Linked DNA regions of Mus musculus: region 2 is linked to region 1. The links are chromatin loops, found by intact Hi-C in ENCODE. Cell type or tissue: left cerebral cortex. All regions are shown on one strand. Links, peaks and the distances in the headings refer to the core of each region. The heading gives the core; the rest is flanking DNA. Region 1 overlaps Galm (galactose mutarotase). Region 2 overlaps Gm41626 (a long non-coding RNA gene).

Region 1 (5,376 bases), core at 129-5,128:
GTTTTTGTTTTTTGTTTTGGTTTTTTTTTTCAAGATGAGGGGGGAGAGGGGGGTCTCACATGTAGACCAAGCTGGCCTCAAACTCACAGAGATCCTCCTGCCTCTTCCTCCTGAGTGCTAGGATTAAAAGTGTGTGCCACTATGGCGGCTCCTTGCCGCTGTCTTAAATGGTCTGTTAATGCAGCCATGCCTTCGAGTCAGCCAAGAGAACTCTGGTCCTTGACAACCAGGTCTGGAAAATCTGAAGAGCTGAACTCTAACATCCTGGCCCATTTCCAAAACTCTGAAAGACCACGTGGGATGTTAGCCAAAATGTTCTGGACTCGTGACCTTGTGTCTGGAAATCTTATGACAGAATGTTAGGGATCCAGAAGCTCCTGAGAGCCCGTGGCAGATCCTGTGTGAACCGGTCATGCCCTCTGGGTCTGCACTGAGACTTCTTATCTTCCCCACCCACCCCCACCAAACCCCCACCTTACGGTAATGGCAGTCTATGGCTGCCTTCCTGGGTAGAAGACAGCCTTCTGGGAAGGGCAATCATGTTTTCCTGTGCAGGAATTTCACCTTGCCCAGTTCATCATGGCTGTACTTCTAGATTCCAGCTAGCAGGTGAGCTAAAGGAGGGCAGTGGCACACCAAGAAAATCAGTGTCCCCCAAATTCCACCAGAGAAACAATAGCAGTGAATGGCTCCAAATAGAGTGGCTGCTGTTTCTGCTTGATGAAATGCGTGGCCTTCACTGGTCCATCAGCTCACGTCAGGATTCAGGCTTGGGCACTCAGACATAGGATAGGGCTGGCAAGCACATGGTCCACTCTGCAGGTAGAAACCACGTGTCAGCCCTGCAAATCTGGAGACAGGCCCTCCAGCTCCCATTACTTCTTTGTCCAGTTTCCATCTCCAGGTGATAATAACAGTTACCTACTGTGTGCCAGGTACTATGTCAGACCTAGAGGAGCAATGTGAAACCATCTGGTTAAGTTCTGCCTACACTGGGACCATGCAACACTGTGTAGCACAGGCTGTGTCCTCAATCAAGAGAGGCTACAGCCACAGAAGGACAGGCAAGGCTGAGGAGATGGCTTGATGGGTAAGAGCACTGGCTGCTCTTCCAGAGGACCCAGGTTCCATTCCCAGCACCCGAGTAGTAGCTCACGACTGTCTGTAATTCTAGTTTCAGGGAATCTGTTGCCCCTTTCTGTCCTCTGCAGGCACTGCACAGATATGATGGTCAGACATACATGCAGGCAGAGCACGTATCTGACCCGCAGACATGCATGCAGACACATAAAAATAAAGCACAAATGAAATTAAAGCCAGGCATGGTGGTACACATCTGTAACCCCAGCACTCTGGAAACTGAGGCAGGAGGATTACTGAAAGTTTGATACATAGCAAATTCAGGGCAGCTCCGGATGCATAATAGCAATAGCCTGTATCTAGATAGGGAGATGATAGATAATGATAGATAGATAGATAGATAGATAGATAGATAGATAGATAGATAGATAGATGATAGGAAAAAGCCTAGCAAGATGGGTGTAGGCATTTGTCACCAAGCCAGATAGCCTGAGTTCGAGCCCTGGAGTCTACATGGTGGAAGGAGAGACCTGACTCTTGACATTTTTCCTCTGAATTCCACATGCTCACTGTGGCATGCATGTGTCTACACTCATATACTCAATGTATATCGCACACATACACACGCACAACCAGCCAAACAACCAAACAAACAAAGCAAGCAGTGGCAGTAAAGCTGCTTGTTCTAGGCCAGGTCTAAACAGTACGCGAAAAGGTCACAGAGGACCCAGGGACCTTTCCTGATGGCAGTGGTGCTTCCCAAGGGGACACATTTCTGAGGACCTTTCCACAGAATGATCCAAGAACAGCTTTGTGAGCCTCCAAAATACCTCCCAAAGCTCCCTGTGTTCCCTGCCAGAAACACATCACCCACTGCTTCAAGACTGGCGAACATAAGCCAGCCTGCTGGAAACTTGGCAGGAAGATAGCGCAGAGGAAAGCACTCGGCCAGGCTCCGTGTGCTTCCTGTGAGAACTGCAGGCTCACGTCATGTGAATTTGTCATGATGGAAGCTATTTGCTAGAGCTCTGATCACTACCCACAGAGTTCTGATTTAACACTCGTGCCTTCCCCTCCTACAGGTCTGACAAGGGTGGGCAGAGCTCCTCAGAGTCCTTTATTCCAAAGAGGATGAATCATTGCAGCAGAGGCTGGGCTTAGTTTACAGAGCAACCTCAGGTTCATATGGTGCCCACTGCCTTCCATACTACCTAAGACTGGGCCGTTCTTAGAGAACGGAGCCCTGGAGGAGCTCCCAGGGAGTAGAAGAATCTAATGGGGGCTCGAGGTGTGGTAGACGTTAATACTTCCAGTGTTAACTGAGCACGGGGGGAGGCTATTTTTGAGAAGTTTTTTAGTGTCTCAGAATCTACAAATAAAGAGAGTGAAGAAGCCAAAGCGTGGAACACTGAAGTAGGATGGACTTTTTAAGTCAGACAAGGCAAGGACTCGAGTGACAAGTTTTTTAAATATATAATTTATTTTTATTTTATTGCACTGATGTTTTGCCTGCATGTTTGTCTGTGTGGAGGTGTCAGAGCTCTTGGAACTAGATATTACAGACAGATGCACTAGAATTACCGCCATGTGGGTATTGGGAATTAAACCAGGATCCTCTGGAAGAGCAGTCAACGCTCTTAACGGCTGAGCTGTCTTTCCAGCCCCGTAGAGTGGAAATTTTAAGCTGTTCACTTGCTGGCTCATGCTCTTCCAGGGTCAGCACCAGAGAACAGGGTTCTGCTTGCACATTAGACCTCATGGAGGTCTTTGGAGTGTTTGAATCCAGGAGACCGACTTCACACCATTGTCAGCTTAGAAATACCGTCTCACAATATTGTAAGAGTGGGGCTTGACTGGAGACAGAGACCAGTTGAAAGCTACTTAATATCCAAGTGAGAATTAAGGGGGACCTAAGGCAGGGGTCAGCTAGAAGAAGGGGATTTTATATTTAGGAGGTAAAATCAGGTGGCTGGGGCTGGAGAGTTAGTTCAATTGAATGCTTATTGACCTGAGTTCCAGCCCCAGAACCCACATACAAACTGGGTGTTAGTAGAACATGCCTATAGACCCCACACTTAGGAGGTAGAGACAGTGGGCTCCCTGGAGCTCTCTGGTCAGCCAGCCTAGACAAATCTGCAAACTGCAGATCAGTGAGAGACCCTGTCTCAAAAAACCAAGATGGGCTGGACGGTGGTGGGAAGATGGCCAGGCAGAGAGCAGAGGAGAATCTGTCCCAGCTAACCCCACCTGATAGCGTGATCAGGGCAGAAGCCAGTTTGTGTCAGAGAGTGTGGGCCTGTGAGCTGTTATCAGCTAAGGTAACTTGAACACAGAATCCTTGAGGCCTGGGGGCTGGGGGTGGGGTCTGTCTATCCTCAACAGCTTATGAGAAAGGGAAGAGGCAGGGAAGAGGGGAGAGGGTGTCACGGAGAGGTTGGGTACCACTCAAGGTAGAAAGGTTTTAAGGGAGAGGGAAACTGACTTGAGAACTGAAATGGTTGTGGGAGAACTTGGGGAATCCAAATGATGAATGTGAATAGCCTCAGTCTGTGAATTTTCTCCTGGTTCTTTCAGAAGTCTGGACAAAGAACGTGGATTGGCCCACAGTTAGGGTTTCTGTCAGATCCAAGGGCAGGAGGTCAGAGTGTTAGACAGGTCAAGAAAGGTCACTAAGCCAGTAGCTTAGGCTGTAGACAATGGGTCTTTCATAAGTATCAAAGGATGTGAAGGATGGTAGGATACATAGTAAGAAAATACGGTGACACCAGGGACCTGGCGGTCTCTGGAGAAGATCAGACCTATCTGGAACCTCACACCTGCGGTACAGCCAGAAGGCATGAAGGCCACAGCTGGGCAGAGAGCCACGGCAGAGTGAACTTCTTAACTAATGGCAAATCCCTGTGTTCAGTGCTGATGGCCATCTAAGATGGAAAAACACTGTCAGGAAATGCCTTATGTGGGTTAACCATGAAGAATTGCCCTCTCATCTGAAAGTGACCTGCGGCTCAGCTCAGCTCTTCCTGCTGTGGATGTCACGTCATATCTGGAAGCGACACCCTCCTTCCTTTGAGTCAGAGTCAAAAAAATCAGAAAGCCCTCAGTGGAGTGAGAAAGAGATTGGGGAGAGCGGGACCCACCCACATGGTATCGGAATGACATCATCAACACAACCAGACAGCAGAGGAAAAGTGCAGAGGAGTGCTGAGACCGAGGGGTCTGTGAAATGTTTCCAAAATGCTACCTCTACAGGAAAGTCCCAAGGTGCTTTTCCTTGTTGGCTGCTGGAATGAAGTAAGAATTCCCACCCAGGGTGTCACCTTTCATTATCATCCTCTTTATGTCGCTTCCTAAAATAATAACTGCCATTCAGGAGATGACTTAACCAAGATGGCTTAATTAGATATCAGACGAATACCTGTGCCCAGGAGCCCCATTACTGCAGGCCTCCTCATGCAAATCTTTCTGGCTATTCCCAACCTGACTAGCTAAAGAGACAGACGTAATTGGAGCAGCTGGGCTGTAAGCACAGCTGGGCCGTCCCCATGGAGACCAGAATTCTGCTCGGGAGTGCTTCCTGTTGCCAGCTTTTCTTCCCTCTATCTTTTTTTTTCCCGTTGTGTAGCAGCGCCTCAGTGCTCAGGTCTGTGCATACCAATCACTGGGGAGGTCGTTAAATACAGATTCTGCCTCCGCATTCTCTGATTGAGCTACTGGGTCCGTGATTCTCACAAGCCCGTAGGTGAGGCATGTTCTGCTGCTGCTGGTGGTCCTTGAGTCTCCTTCCAAGCAGCTATCAACAAAGCTCCAGCTAGCCTGCAGGAGCGTATGTTGCTTTCTCATTTTGGCACCATTTCTCCCCTTCTGTTGCTCTCCCCAGCTCCTCTATGGTCTCCAGTGGACAGTAGCTCCCTGTGTTCTCCCTCCTCCCTCTAGCACGCCATTCGTGGGCTCCATCACTAAACGTGTGTTCCTCAAGTCAGTCTTCAGCTAATGGCTTTCAGCCAGCGGTTTCCTTAAATCAGGCTAGCTGAAAGTTCTATTAAGACACAAATGGGTGGGGATGAAGCTCAGTTGGTTGAATGCCACAGAGCATGAATGAGGTCTCTGGGCCATCCTCGGTACTGCATAAAACCAATCGTGGTGGCCACACCCATGACCTCAGCACAGGTGGTAGAGGCAGGCTTAGAAAAGGTCAGCCTTCTCAGCTGTACAAGCTCAAGGGCAGCCTGGGCGATATGAGACGCTGTCTCAAAATTAAAAGTTTTAAAAGAAAGAAGAAAAAAATAACCCAATATC
Region 2 (5,376 bases), core at 153-5,152, 83 kb before region 1:
TGGGCAAAGGCAGGTAGATTTCTGAGTTTGAGACCAGCCTGGTCTACAGAGTGAGTTCTTGGACAGCTAGGACTACACAGAGAGCCCCTGTCTCAGAAGAACCAAAATGAAGAAAAAAAATGTGTGTGTGTGTGTGTGTGTGTGTGTGTGTGTGTGTAAAGTCCCTATTTTATAACTTACATAAGCAGAAATTATTAAGTTATTTTCTAGTGGACAAAATATTTCCACAAATTGGATTAGAAGATTCTGATAGTAAAGGGTATTTATATGAAAGCTAGCTCAGAACAGGCCAGAAGCTAACAGGAACAAAGCCCCTATCTTCAAATTATCTCTCCACCATTAGCCACTGCCATCTTCAAGCTCCCAGGATTATTATTTTTTTTCTTTGTCAATGCTGGGAATTGAACCTGGGGTCTTGTGCTTGCTAGGCCAGTGTTCTACCACTGAGCTACATCCTTAACCATACAGCTAATTTTACTGTTGTTGTTGTTGTTTGAGATAAGGTTTTGCCATGTAGCCCTCTGACTGTCCTGGAGCTTGTTATGTAGACCAGGCTGACCTCAAACTCAGAGAGATCCACCTCCCTATGCTTCTCAAGTGCTTGGACTAAAGGTGTGCACCACCTCTGCCTGGCTAGCTATTATATTTTCATATTTATGAAGCATCCAGAGCAAGGCTATAATGGCACCAGTCCTTCAGGAACTATGATCATCACTCCCAATTAAAATGTACATAAGACAAAATAGAATAAATTTATATGTTCATTCTGAAAGTTAGTGTCATGTTGGACAACACAATCTGTTAGAGACCACGCTAGCCAGTATTAGGGTAAGATTCTATCCCACCCTTGGTAAGTGAATTTATAATAAATAACTAACCCTACCTTTTTAAAACCCAATCTGGTCTCCTTCCCCTTACTTTTGAAGTCGTCTTTCCCTCAAGGAACCCAAGTTATATATCCCATTTGAAACTGAACCCTTCCCAGGACCATAAGATAGTCTTTACAAGAGTGGGTAAGTGACCCAATCAATCCAACTGCCTCCCCCTTCCTCCTTACACTGATGTCTTCACAGACACATACGTGTAGGTGTTCTCAGCCACAGAGTCATCTCTCCAGATCCTTTTTTGTTGATTTTCTTTGAGACAATGGATCTCCAGGAAAGTCTGACTGGCCTGGAACACATACTACATAGACCAGGCTGGTCTTGACCTCATGGAGATCCATCTGCTTTTGTCTCCCAAGTGCTGGGATTAAAGGCTAGCCTCACATCGTCTAGCCAACAAATTGTTTGCTTATTTGTTTGTTTGTTTGTTGAGACAGAGTATCACTGTGTATAGCTCTGGCTGTCTAGGAACTCACTCTGTAGACTAGGCTGGTCTCAAACTCAGGTAGGTCTGCCTGCTTCTGCCTCCCAAGAACTGGGACTAAAGACATGTGCCACTACTGCCCAGCCCAAATGTCCTTTTAGAAATGTTTTATCTCTCAACAAGAAATTGTCAAGGAAACAGAAACAAAGCCCCCAGGTTCTGACATTAGAGGCTCCCCAATCCTCTTACAGAAGAGACTTTGCAGCCACAGTCCTACAACAACAGCCTGTTATATGAGTCAATCATGAGAGTTGATGAAAATCAGATTCTTGGAGAAGAGTATTTAGATCTGAAGTCAAAACGTTCTTGCTTCTATAATGAACCAACTCTAGTTATAATGTAATTGCCTGGTGTGGTGGTGTGTGCCTTTAATCCCAGCACTTGGGACACAGAGGTAGGTGGGTCTCTGTCAATTTAAAACCAGGCTACACATTCAGCATCAGGCCAGCCAGAGCTGTGAGCCCAGATATAGGTGCTGGGAACCAAATCTAGGCCCTATGTAATAATGGGAAGTGCTTTTAGCAGCTGAACTCTCTCTCTCTCTCTCTCTCTCTCTCTCTCTCTCTCTCTCTCTCTCTCCCTCTCTCTCTCTCTCTCCCTCTCTCACTCACTCTCTCTCTGTCTGTCTGTCTCCCTCTCCCCCCTTCTGTCTTCATACCCCATTTTATTATAGTTTTAGAGAAAAAAAAAAACAAAAAACATTGCAAAACCAAACGGAACACGCAAGCTGTGGAAGAAGAAGCAGAAGAGTCTCGTGCTTTTGAAATTGGGCAAGCAGCTTGAGAAATTCGTGCAGGGGAAGTTCATGTCCTTAGAGAAACGACAAGAAAATATAGAATGTCAGGGAAAGCATGCTTGAGAAAAAGAAATAAAGAAGAAAAAGGAATCGTGACTCTTTGAGTTAGAACTCAGAAAAGCCAACAGGCTTAACATTTAAAATCTGCAAGCAGTTGTGTCGGAGGGGCTTCTGGGACACATAAGTGCCTCTCTCTTTAGTCCCCCCACCTCCTTTGCTTGCCTTCAGGGAAAGCAGGCTCCGGAGGGTGGTCTCCTGGACAGGTGACTGAGAGACACATAAAGATCCATAGAATATGATGCTGTCATCTTTGGGATAGATCAGAATGTCCTGTGAGAATGTCCTGTGTCAACCCAGGGCCAAAGGTTTTGTTTTTTGTTGTTGTTGTTGTTGTTTTGTTTTGTTTTGTTTTGTTTGAGACAGTGTTTCTATGTAGCCTTGGCTGTCCTGGAGCAATACTATGTAGACCACGTTGGCCTCAAACTCAAACAGAGAGCCTCCTGCCTTTGCCTCCCCAGTGCTGGATCTAAGTTGGGCACTACCACACCTAGACTAGATTTTAAATAAATAAATAAAGGAAGGAAGAAAAAAGTTCTCCCATAATGCACTTTAACAAAGCCCTGATACCTCCAACTTTTCATAAGGCATTTAAACTTTAAGGAAAGGAAAAGCTGATGTCTACCTTTCTAGTGTGGATCAGGTAAACAGCAAATAGGGTCCATGAGAGAGCAGTCCATTCCCAATGACCTCCAAAGCTACCTAATTTCCTATCTAGATACCTAACAACCACTCAGGAAACTGATCAGAATAGCTACCCTATGATACCAACCATATCATATCAGTTACGATTATGCCTTAACTACAAGAAACAAAACTCTCGGCTACAGTGGTTTATACCTAGCACTTTATTTTGCCACACAGTTAGAACATGGGAAAAGCAGCTGCAGGGTTTGGTTCAGTGTTCTAATTACAGCAGCGGCAGAGCGACAGTCCCCCTCACGGTGCCAGATGACTCCTGCGTTTTTTCAGGAGTCACATCCTCTTGGAAGCGACAGAGGGAAAGAGGAAGCCAGATTGAATGCTAGCTATATATGTCCCCACAGTGCCACCTTAGAGCTGGAAACGTGCTACACGGCCTGCCATTTGTCTGGGGATCCATGCCAAGAAAAGCTGCTCTTACAGTCGTGAGGACAGGTGCTCAGGGACATAGTCAAGATGTTGGCCCAGGGATTAAAACTGCACGGCTCTGGGACAGTAGCATAAAGGAGCTTTGGATCCAGGTGGTATTCAAGATTCTTGGCTGGTATTTTCTGAGAATGTTGCACAGTAAGTAAAAATGTTCCCTCCTCCAGACTCTCTGGGGACACTGTGCCACCACTGATAGAGGCGATAGCTTTGTCCCTTCACTTTCAGTCATGGGTTTTCTGTCTGCAATGCTATGTCCCAGTGTAAGTGCCTGACTGCCCTTTCCAAATTACCCTCAAGCTGGTGTCAGCAGAACTTCCCTGAGTCCTGCCTATTACTCTGACTATGGCCTCCACGAGCCCCCCTGAATCTCTGAACATGCAACAGGATAAGATAAAGACTTTACATGTAGCTACTTCATGTAATTATTATAGCAACTGTATCAGTTACATTTTGTTTTATTTTATTTTGCTTTGCTTTGTTTTCCAAGACTGAGTTTCTCCGTGTCGCCTTGTGTATTCTGGAACTCCCTCTGCAGACCAGGCTGGCCTCAGACTCAGAGATCTGCCTGCCTCTGCCTCCTTAGTGCTGGGACTAAAGGTGTGTGCCACGCCCCCAAGGCTGTATCACTTACTTTTCTATTGCTGTTGCTCTGAGTTTATTTTGGGTTTCCAGTTCTAGAGAGCTAGCATCCACAATAGCAGAGCAGAGGTAGCAGGCTGCAGGCAGAAGGAACAGGAGCTGAGAGCACACATCTCAAACCCTAGGCAGGAAACAGAGAGCAAGCTTGGAATGACACAAGCCTCTTGAAACTTCCTAGAAACACACCTCCTCCAACAAAGCCACACCTCCCAATCCTTACCAAACTGTTCCACCAACTTAAGCAGCAACCAACTCAAACATGTGAACCAATCTCATTCAAACCACCACACCAATCCTAGCAAGTAGATAGCAGAGGAAAGCAGGGACTTCTCAAAGACCTATTTCTCTGTCCTCTGGGTAGAGCTGAGAGTCTGGGACAACCAGAAGTGAACAAACACTCCATCAACTTGCCCCCAAAAGAACCTCCTTCTCATACAAGAAAGTCCCTGGCCGAGCTAGGGAGAAGCTGGGGAGCCAGCAGCCCTTCTAATTGGCTCCATTCACTGCTTGTTTTTTTTTAAACAAGTATTCATCATTAATTGTCCCTAACCTACAAGCTACAGTAGAAGTTGTTTCAAGGAAGGCAATAGTATGTGTTTGGGAGTGCATGGGTACCTAGCTAGAGACATCAGATCTCCTTGGACCTGGAGTTAAAGGTGGTTGTGAGCTCTCCAGTCTGGGTGCTGGGAACCAAGAACCAAACTCAGGTCCTCTGCAAGAACAATACATGCCATTATATAACAGTATTGGTTTGTGTGTTTGTTTCCTTGCCTAAGAAAAAGGTTACAGCCAGATATGGTAGTGTACATACACCTTTAATCCTGGCATTCAAGAAGGTAGAGACAGACTGTGAGTTTGAGGCCAATCTGGGCTACACAGAGAGTTCCAGGCCAGCCAGGGCTATACAGTGATGATACTCTGATGCCCTATCTGGAGGAGGGAGAGGGGAAAAGAGAGAGAGAAAACTGTGATTGTTAGAACCAGATATTCTTATAGTGCAAGCAACAGGAACCATTTGAGCCAACTCAAGCTCCACCTCCATGCAAAAGGGGGAATTTCAGAGCACAAGGAGATAAAAAACTCAAGAATGTTACAAGGGACAAAAGGAGAAGATTTCACTCTAGACACTAAGAACTAGAATCTCTTGGAATGACAGCGTATGCCTTTTATCTCAACACACAGGAGGCAAACAGGCAGAGAGCTCTGAGTTCCAGGCCAGGCTGGTCTACAGTGACTTCCGGCCCAGCCAGGGCTACACAGGAACTGGCTATCCACGTGAAGCTGCTGCTAGATGCCCGGAATTCACACAGGGTTGTACTTTTGTAATTAAGTCCGTTCTTCTTTCCTTCGATCTCTGCTCTCTTCCATCTCTTCCTCAAGGTCCC

The links. Peaks named below come from ENCODE experiments on the same cell type or tissue, not always from the same donor. Only the 100,000 strongest peaks of a DNase experiment are listed, where the experiment ranks them.
Region 2: it touches region 1 in a loop (9-fold over the local background); 5 of 42 quality-filtered maps call a loop at or near these places.

What each region holds. Positions count from the first base shown.
Region 1 is chr17:80,163,910-80,169,285 of GRCm38, forward strand. The region is part of intron 4 of Galm (galactose mutarotase); the gene reads left to right. Among named protein-coding and RNA genes, the nearest start is that of Gm51284, 28 kb to the right of the region's middle. In left cerebral cortex, for the core only: a CTCF peak has its summit at 2,021; DNase peaks (open chromatin) are centred at 2,063, 2,589, 4,214 and 4,705; H3K4me3 peaks cover 774 bases; H3K27ac peaks cover 3,908 bases.
Region 2 is chr17:80,081,304-80,086,679 of GRCm38, forward strand. Gm41626 (a long non-coding RNA gene) reads right to left here. Exons shown (of 3, transcript XR_876986.1): 2 at 3,984-4,112. Among named protein-coding and RNA genes, the nearest start is that of Gm41626, 13 kb to the right of the region's middle. In left cerebral cortex, for the core only: no CTCF peak of the experiment used is centred there; DNase peaks (open chromatin) are centred at 2,257 and 3,267; H3K27ac peaks cover 2,349 bases.